Regions from separate parts of the Mus musculus genome. Here all the other regions are linked to region 1. The links are chromatin loops, found by intact Hi-C in ENCODE. Cell type or tissue: heart. All regions are shown on one strand.

Evidence for each region. A loop is a pair of places that touch in the nucleus more often than their neighbours do. Peaks named below come from ENCODE experiments on the same cell type or tissue, not always from the same donor. Only the 100,000 strongest peaks of a DNase experiment are listed, where the experiment ranks them.
Region 2: a loop joins it to region 1, with 5 times the contacts of the local background. A loop is called at or near these places in 15 of 42 quality-filtered maps.
Region 3: a loop joins it to region 1, with 3 times the contacts of the local background. A loop is called at or near these places in 11 of 42 quality-filtered maps.

What each region holds. Positions count from the first base shown.
Region 1 is chr19:42,743,196-42,745,695 of GRCm38, reverse strand. The region is part of intron 4 of Pyroxd2 (pyridine nucleotide-disulphide oxidoreductase domain 2); the gene reads left to right. Among named protein-coding and RNA genes, the nearest start is that of Gm19437, 1.3 kb to the left of the region's middle. In heart, a CTCF peak has its summit at 1,273 (motif pointing right); a DNase peak (open chromatin) is centred at 1,265; H3K4me3 peaks cover 254 bases; H3K27ac peaks cover 985 bases.
Region 2 is chr19:42,588,094-42,590,593 of GRCm38, reverse strand. The region is part of intron 6 of R3hcc1l (R3H domain and coiled-coil containing 1 like); the gene reads right to left. Among named protein-coding and RNA genes, the nearest start is that of Loxl4, 23 kb to the left of the region's middle. In heart, a CTCF peak has its summit at 1,166 (motif pointing left); no DNase peak of the experiment used is centred here; H3K27ac peaks cover 347 bases.
Region 3 is chr19:42,660,334-42,662,833 of GRCm38, reverse strand. No RefSeq gene overlaps it. Among named protein-coding and RNA genes, the nearest start is that of Gm25216, 38 kb to the left of the region's middle. In heart, a CTCF peak has its summit at 1,242; a DNase peak (open chromatin) is centred at 1,043; H3K27ac peaks cover 1,059 bases.

The DNA of each region.
Region 1 (2,500 bases):
CCCATCTTGGGAAAAAAAAAAAAAAGAACCGTGGTGCCTTTTATACTGCATAAGTCCTGCATGAAATGAAGAAAACACACAGGCACTGCTTACAAAAGCTCTTTCTAATACAGTGGTTCTCAACCTGTGGGTCCAGACCCCTTTGGCAAACCTCTGTCTCCAAAAGTATTTATATTAAAAGCCATAGCCATAGCAAAATTGCAGTTATGAAGTAGCAAGAAAGGTAATTTTAATGGTTGTAGGTCATCACAACATGAGGAACTGTATGAAAAGGGGAACTGTATGAAAGGGTTGCTTTGGGAAGGATGAGAACCACTGCCATAGAATCAAGGACCAGAGACTACGGACCAGGCGATAACAGAAGCCCAAATGGAGAGAGAGAGAGAGAGAGAGAGAGAGAGAGAGAGAGAGAGAGAGAGAGAGAGAGAGAGAGAGAATGGAGGAGATAGATACAATATCAGAACCAGACAGAGCTTAACCAAAGCCTGGCTAAGGTCCAGGGTCGTCAGTCTGTCTCACTGTAGCTGAAGGAAACTGTATTAATGGAGTTCCAGTTTGTGGCGGCAGACCTGGGGAGGGGCAGAAGCAGCCTCTGTCTTCCCTCCCATCCCCAGGGGATCTTCTAGACCTCTTCCATCAATGCTCCTCCCACTCCTGCTTTACTGAGGAAATCTGCCTAGGGCGAGGCCCCTGAAACCTCTCTGCTGGTGGGAATGACCTGACCTATCTGAAAGAACTCAGCTTCCCCCGGGCTGCTTATCGACTGGTATGGTCAGTCTGTGTTCCCTGAGTGCCTGCTTTGCACCAGGCCCAGAACAGGCCTAGGGACAGGGACAGTGGGGAATCTGAGACACAGCAAGGGAACGTTAAATGAAGGTAGGTGACAGAAAGAAAAGAAAAAACAGAAGACAGTGTGATAAGAAGTGAAGTTCCACACTTCCCTGGTGACGGTGACTCCTTGAAGGGGTGACACATGCGCTGATGTGATCTAGCCACATGTATGTCTGAGAGAGAAAGTACTCTGGTCAGAGGAAAATGGAAGCTGGCAGGCCAAAGCAAGTATGAGCAGAAAGCCCCTGTGGCCAGAGCATCCCACTACAGACTATGTGGGGGACAGAGCAGGGGGAGCTCACGCTAGGACTGTGTTTCATCCAGGGACAGTGAGGAGCCAGAAGAGGTATTCAGTCAGGAAGCAGAAGTTTATAGAAGATTCATCAGTCCCCTGGCCCGTGCTGGAGATGGTGTGGAAAGCCAGATACCAGAGGCAGCTGCTCAGTGGACCACAAGATGGCAGTCTGTGACGAGGGCACAGGGCTGGAGAGGCGTGCACACTGTACAGAGCTAATTTAGCAATATAAAAGATGTCATTGGTAAGGCAAAGGGAGGAACTGAGGATAGCCCCTGCCATTATCAGGAGGAACCAAGGCAGGGGCTGGAGAGCTATCTCCACACTTCAGTTAAGAGCACTTCCTGCTCTTGTAGAGCTCTTGGCTTCAAGTCCCAGCACCCACAGGACTGTTCACCCCAATCTGTAACTCTGTTTTCAGAGCTTCTGATGCGGTCTTCTGACATCCACAGGCACCTGGCACATGATGTACCACACACATGCACCATACACATACATACAGATAAGACAGAGACATATACATACATGCACACACATACCATATATACACACACACACCACACACATGCATATACACACATACACATGCATGCACACACACATGCATACACACACATACACATGCATGCATGCATACATACATACATATATTACACACATTATACACACACATACCACACACACATACACACACAGGAACAAAATATCTCTATGCATAAAATTAAATTTTAAAAAGAGAGCCCAAGGTAGAAGTTTCTCCAACCTGTAATAAAGATGTCTCAACTTTAATGTTTAAAAAAAGGCCAAAAGTTCCCCAGGCCAGACCCCACCCACATGTGGATTCTGCTCTGTGAACGCCTGCGCCTGGGCACTGGTGTGTGCTGGAGCATCTGTGGTTTGGGCAGCCCCTGGAATGTTGGTAGGTCATCTTTCCACATGCTTCCCTAGCACACGGAGTGAATGTGCCATGCCCATGAGAGGGACACAGCAGCGGCAAAGCAGACAATGCCCCCTCCTCCTCAAGGAGACGGAGACAAAATGTACGTGTAATTAACCATGTGGTGACAAGGGCTTTGTTCTTCTTTGGATGAAGAACACAGATCGTGCCAGCGTGGTTGGTGCCGGGTGGGGCTTGCTGATTAGTATCTGAGCAGAGCCCTACAGTGAGGAAGCAGGCCACGGATCCGGACAAAGAAATCTCCAGAGAGCGGCCACTGTCCGTCCAGCTGATGTCAGCTCAGTCTCTGTTGTGTCCGCTGGCCCTTTGGAGAAGCCGACGCGCTGTGAGGAAGCTCGAGAGAATCAAAGCCGACTTTAAAATGTATGGAGGAGACATCCACTTAAAGTGACAATAGTAAAGTAGACTGCCATGCA
Region 2 (2,500 bases), 160 kb after region 1:
GGCCAATGTTAATCATATGATTATAGATTTCACACAGCCACTAAGTCTCCTTTAATCAAATTACAAGACAAAGATTATTCACGAGACAGGGGGATTCCCTGATCACCTTTCACCTGATCCCAGAGGTTAACATTTTTTTAGCTTTCCAAGTGCTTTAAAGAATTGATACTACTCTTGGTTTTGTTTTCTTTCTTTTTTTTTCCCCTTTCTCTCTCTACCTTTCCTCCTTTTCTTTTCTGTCATGCTTAGGATGAAACTCAGGGCTCCACACGTTAAACACAAACCAAACCAAAAGTGTTCTAGAGCAGCGGTTCTCAACCTTCCTACGTTGCGACCCTTTGATACAGTTCATCATGTTGTGGTGACCCCAACCATAAAATTATATGTGTGCTACTTCATAACTATAATTTCGCTACTGTTATAAATTGCAATGCAAATACCCGTGTTTTCCAATGGTCTTGGGTGACCCCTGTGAAAAGGATCAACCCATAGCTTGAAAACCACTGTTCTAGAGACTATTCCAGAAAGAAAAAATAATCACCAGATAAAATGGAGGAAAAGGAGTGATTAATTTTTAAGACAAAAAAATATAAATTGTATAATACATCTTAAATTATTTTTAATATAGAAACTTCATTTTTCATTTTCATTTGCCAGTACATATATACTAGCTGAGAGCAGCAGACCATGCTTGTAAGCCCAGCTACCTAAAAAACTAATGCAGGAGGACCACTTTAGCAAAGGAGCTCACAGTGTCTAGGTAACTGAGCTCTGAGGTACACCTAGGTGTACTGGTAGGTGTCTCCAATATAACATATACAACTTTGTGCTCCAAATAGTTTCTTTTATGCACAATACCAGTTCTAACTTTATAGCTGACAGCCATTCACCTTAATACCAGAAATACATATTATAAGCCTTAAATGATTCTTTTTAAGAGTTCTTATTCCAGACTGACAATGTCTACAAAAGAGTCTTCAAGTCATGAACCAGGTAGATTACAGAAATCAAGGTGAGTTTTAACACTTGCTATCTCAACCTATCTTCCAAATCATGAACATCACTTAAAAAAAAATCTCTAAACTACACTTGACTGTACTGTTAAGGGGAAGGAAGTTGGCTGGGAATGTGAGAGAGAAATTCCTTGCTATTTGGGCACCATCTTGTGGCATCATCTGAATATAGCAACAAAATTACACAAGGCAAAAAAATGAGGATCAACAAATTATAAACTGAAGGCTGATTAACACTACGCCCAAGAAAGAATTCAACTGCAAAGCAGGCAGGCTTGGGTTGGCTGAGGTTCTCCATGAGCAATGCCAAGGATAAACTTATCCAAACTTTGCCAGGACTTCCTAGGAAAGTAGCATGGTTCTGAGTTAGGGAAGACGTAAATGCAAAGCAGCCATGGATGAAAAAAACTGGTTGTGAATTCCAAGGAAAAACAAAGGAATCAGGAAAATTATTTACTAGAACTCAAATTGTTCATTAAGATAGGAAACAAATCAGAAAAATTATCCCTAAACAATAGAAAAATATGACCGCCCTATAATTCACAAGTCCAAAATCAAAAGTTCTGAAAATAGTTTTTATTGTAAAGTTTGTGTCAAAATTCATTTTTGTTAGCAAACCTAACCCGACATGAGGCTTCTACTGTTCACTTCATGTGACTTGTTACATACTTTGCCCAAGGAACATGAGTGCTAATGTGTTTGCTTTTGGTGTTATAAAACATATAATACAGACACTGTGCCATCTTTGTAAAGTCACAATTTTGAAATATGTCTAGTGTTCAATGCTTGCTAACAAAAGTCCCCTAACTTCTAAGTCTCACCTGAGCATGTATATGTGTGCATGTGTGCATGTGTGTGTCAATTCTGGTGGTAAAACATGGAAACAAAGAAGCACACAGAAACAGTGAAACTATAAAGCATATGAAACACAGAGAATACAGGTCAAAGGGGCCTTTCAAGTGCTCCCCTCTGGGACAGGGGACCTGCATGACTCGCTAAGGCTCAATTATCAGGAAGAAATGAGGCCAAAACCCAGTTCTTATTTTTAAGTAGCATACTTCCCATGATCCTGGCATCTGAAAATATCAAAAGAAAAGGAAAAGCATGTGAAAAAATTAACTGAAAGAAACACGTCCCTTTATCAAAAGAAGGCATTACATGACTGGCTGCATGAAAAAGGCTGTCATTAGCATGGCCTCCATTTAGCGTAAAGTGAAGGACACAAACAGCCCAGGCAGCAGTAGGAGAAGGGAGTAGGAGAGACTGGAACAGTAGAAGGGAATGGCTAGCCTGGAGCATTTCCATAAACTGTCCTGAAGACGCCCACTCCAGTGTGAAAGCACAGATAGAAATGCCCACTGAGCGAGCCGCTGAAGTCAGAGAAGAGAGGTGCTGAGGCCTGAGAAGGGAACGCCCCATCAGGCTTTATTTGACAAGAAAAGGGAAGGAAAGAGAAGGGCTGCAAATTAAAGACTTTCAAAATTTAC
Region 3 (2,500 bases), 83 kb after region 1:
GCCAACAGCCCTGAGTCACCTCCAGCTTTAGCCCCATCTCCCCCACGTCCAACACACTCTTCTTCCCAGAAGGGTGGTGGCTTTCTTGACACGCCATGATTTGCTCCAGGATGATATTTCAGTTATTAAAAATATCATGGAAACACAGCTCCCGGAGATGAACTTTGAGGTACGAAGTTGACAGTCTAGAGCTAAAAATCAAATCATTTGTTTTTCTATAACGAGAGTGAGGAGGTAAGAAAAGCACGGGTTTAACTGAGGTTGAGAGTGGCTGAAGCCACCGGAGCCTACGATAAAGTCGGAGATGCTTGAGAATTGGGGCCCGCCGCAGGGGAGTGACCCCCTCCCTATCTACACGGCTGGCTGAGAACTCCCTGGAGGAATTCTAGGCTGGGAGGGAGGATCCCCAGCATGCCCCAAGTAATCCTTTTCTGTCTCATTGCTTCTAAAATGCTTATCACCTGCCAGCGTGCAATCGCTTTACGGAGTGGCTTGTCACCACGCCATTAAACTTGCTCCTATATATTTCTTTGGCCATTTGGCTTTCCCATCTCACCGGTGGGCTTCTGTCTGTGCTGAGCTGTGAAGCTGTCTTGGCTGCTCCCTCCACCCCAGAAGCTTTGCCCCCAAACGTTTAGAAGACGAGAACAGGCAAAGTGACATAGACACCCAATCTGGGCACCAGCACCCCCCTGGGCCAGTGCAGAAGGAGCACTTGAAGCTGGCCTCAGCCTCAGGATGAAGTGCAGGACTGACCTCAAGACACTTCAGAGAGAGCAAGGAGGCAGGAATTCTAACCTCACTGCTCTGAGCAATGCCGCCTCACTTCCTGGCCCAAGTCATCAGGAAATTATCTACTTCCTTTTAATGTCTGGGCCCCACCAGACAGTGAGCTCCCAAGGACAGAGGTAATAATAGCACTGACAGCCACCACTTGTTCAGCTCTTACACAGGCGTGCACTATTCTAAGTCCCCAGTGTCTTTAACTTCACGGAGGCCTCCTTATAGCTCAGAAACTGTGCTGCCACCAGCTTCCCTGGGGAGGGAAGGACACTGACGCCCGGAAGTTTCGTAACTGGCTTCCGATGGAGATAAAAACTCAAGTTCAGTCCAATGAAAGCCAAATTCCTCTGTGCCAATCACAGTGTGAGACACACTGCAGGTGCAATGCGCCCAAGGAACCAGTAGATAAATGGGTGCCTTTTCCCTACCACCCATCAGCACACTCCCCCTTGTGGTTTGAATGTGGAATCTCCCCCACAGTCTCATGTGTTTGAACACCTGGTTTCCTGCAAGCTCTGCTGTTTTGGAAGATGGTGGAAACACTTCAGGTGGAGTCTTGATAGAGGAAGTATTAGGGGCTGCCGTGAGCCTTACATTTTTGATAGCCTTGCCCTCACTTCCTGTCAGCTGCTTCCTGGCGGGTGGTGTAATGGGACCAGCTGCCTTCCCCACCGCACTGGGTCTGTATCCTTACAACTGTGAGCCAAAGTAATTTCTTTCTCCCTTAGGTTGCCTCTTGACAGGTTTTTGGTCAGAGTAACACAAAAAGTTAAATATTTCCTCTTCTTACACCTTGCCCTTGGGCCTGGATGCAGAGGAAAAGGTAGATATAGAACTCGGCTTCCCATAGTATGAGTAGGGAGGGCTTATTGCTTCTTCTACAGCGGTGGTTCTCAACCTGTGGGTCTCAGTCCCCTCAGGATCAATGGACTGTTTCACGGGGGTCACCTAAGACCACCAGAAAACATAGATATTTACGTTGCAATTCGTCACGGTAGTAAAATTACAGTTATGAAGTAGCAACAGAAATAATTTTATGGTTGGGGGGGGTCACCACAACACGAGGAACCATATTAAAGGGCCACATCTTCCATCTTCAGCCCTCTGAGACCTAAAATACAGCATAATGTACATCAGGTATGTCCAGAGCCAGCCACTGTGAGTTTAGGCCTCACCTCTGATGCTTGTCAGTATATAACGTCATACATTCTTCTCTGTACCTCAGTTTCCTAACTATGAAATGAGATATTTGGTTGTTCCCCTCATAGCTTCTGGGAGGACAAAGTGAGTTCGATAATTGTCCTTTCCAAGCCTCTGTGCCCCTACTCTATGATACCCCAAGCGAGGGGACAGCGGCCTCCAAGCCAGAGAGAGAAGGCCACTTCTCCTCCCCACATCTTTCTCTGGAGCACCTGGCAGAAAAGATCCTAAGGAGAAACTGGGAGACCCTAGCGCGCCAACAGGCCCTCGGAGGGAGGCCATTTCTGAAGCAGAGATGAAGTGACTGGGGCCGGGCCTCTGTAGATCAGACCTAAGCAGAGATGCCAGCTCCACCCCAGAAATCCTGGAAGCCAGTTCCACCTCTCTGGGGCTCAGTTTCCCAACATAACATGAGGAGCACCCTTGGACTCCCCCCTCATGGCGTTACTGGGACATTTAAATGCATGTGACTCAGGACAGACTAGAAACAGTGACTACTTGGTAAGGTATGCAGAGA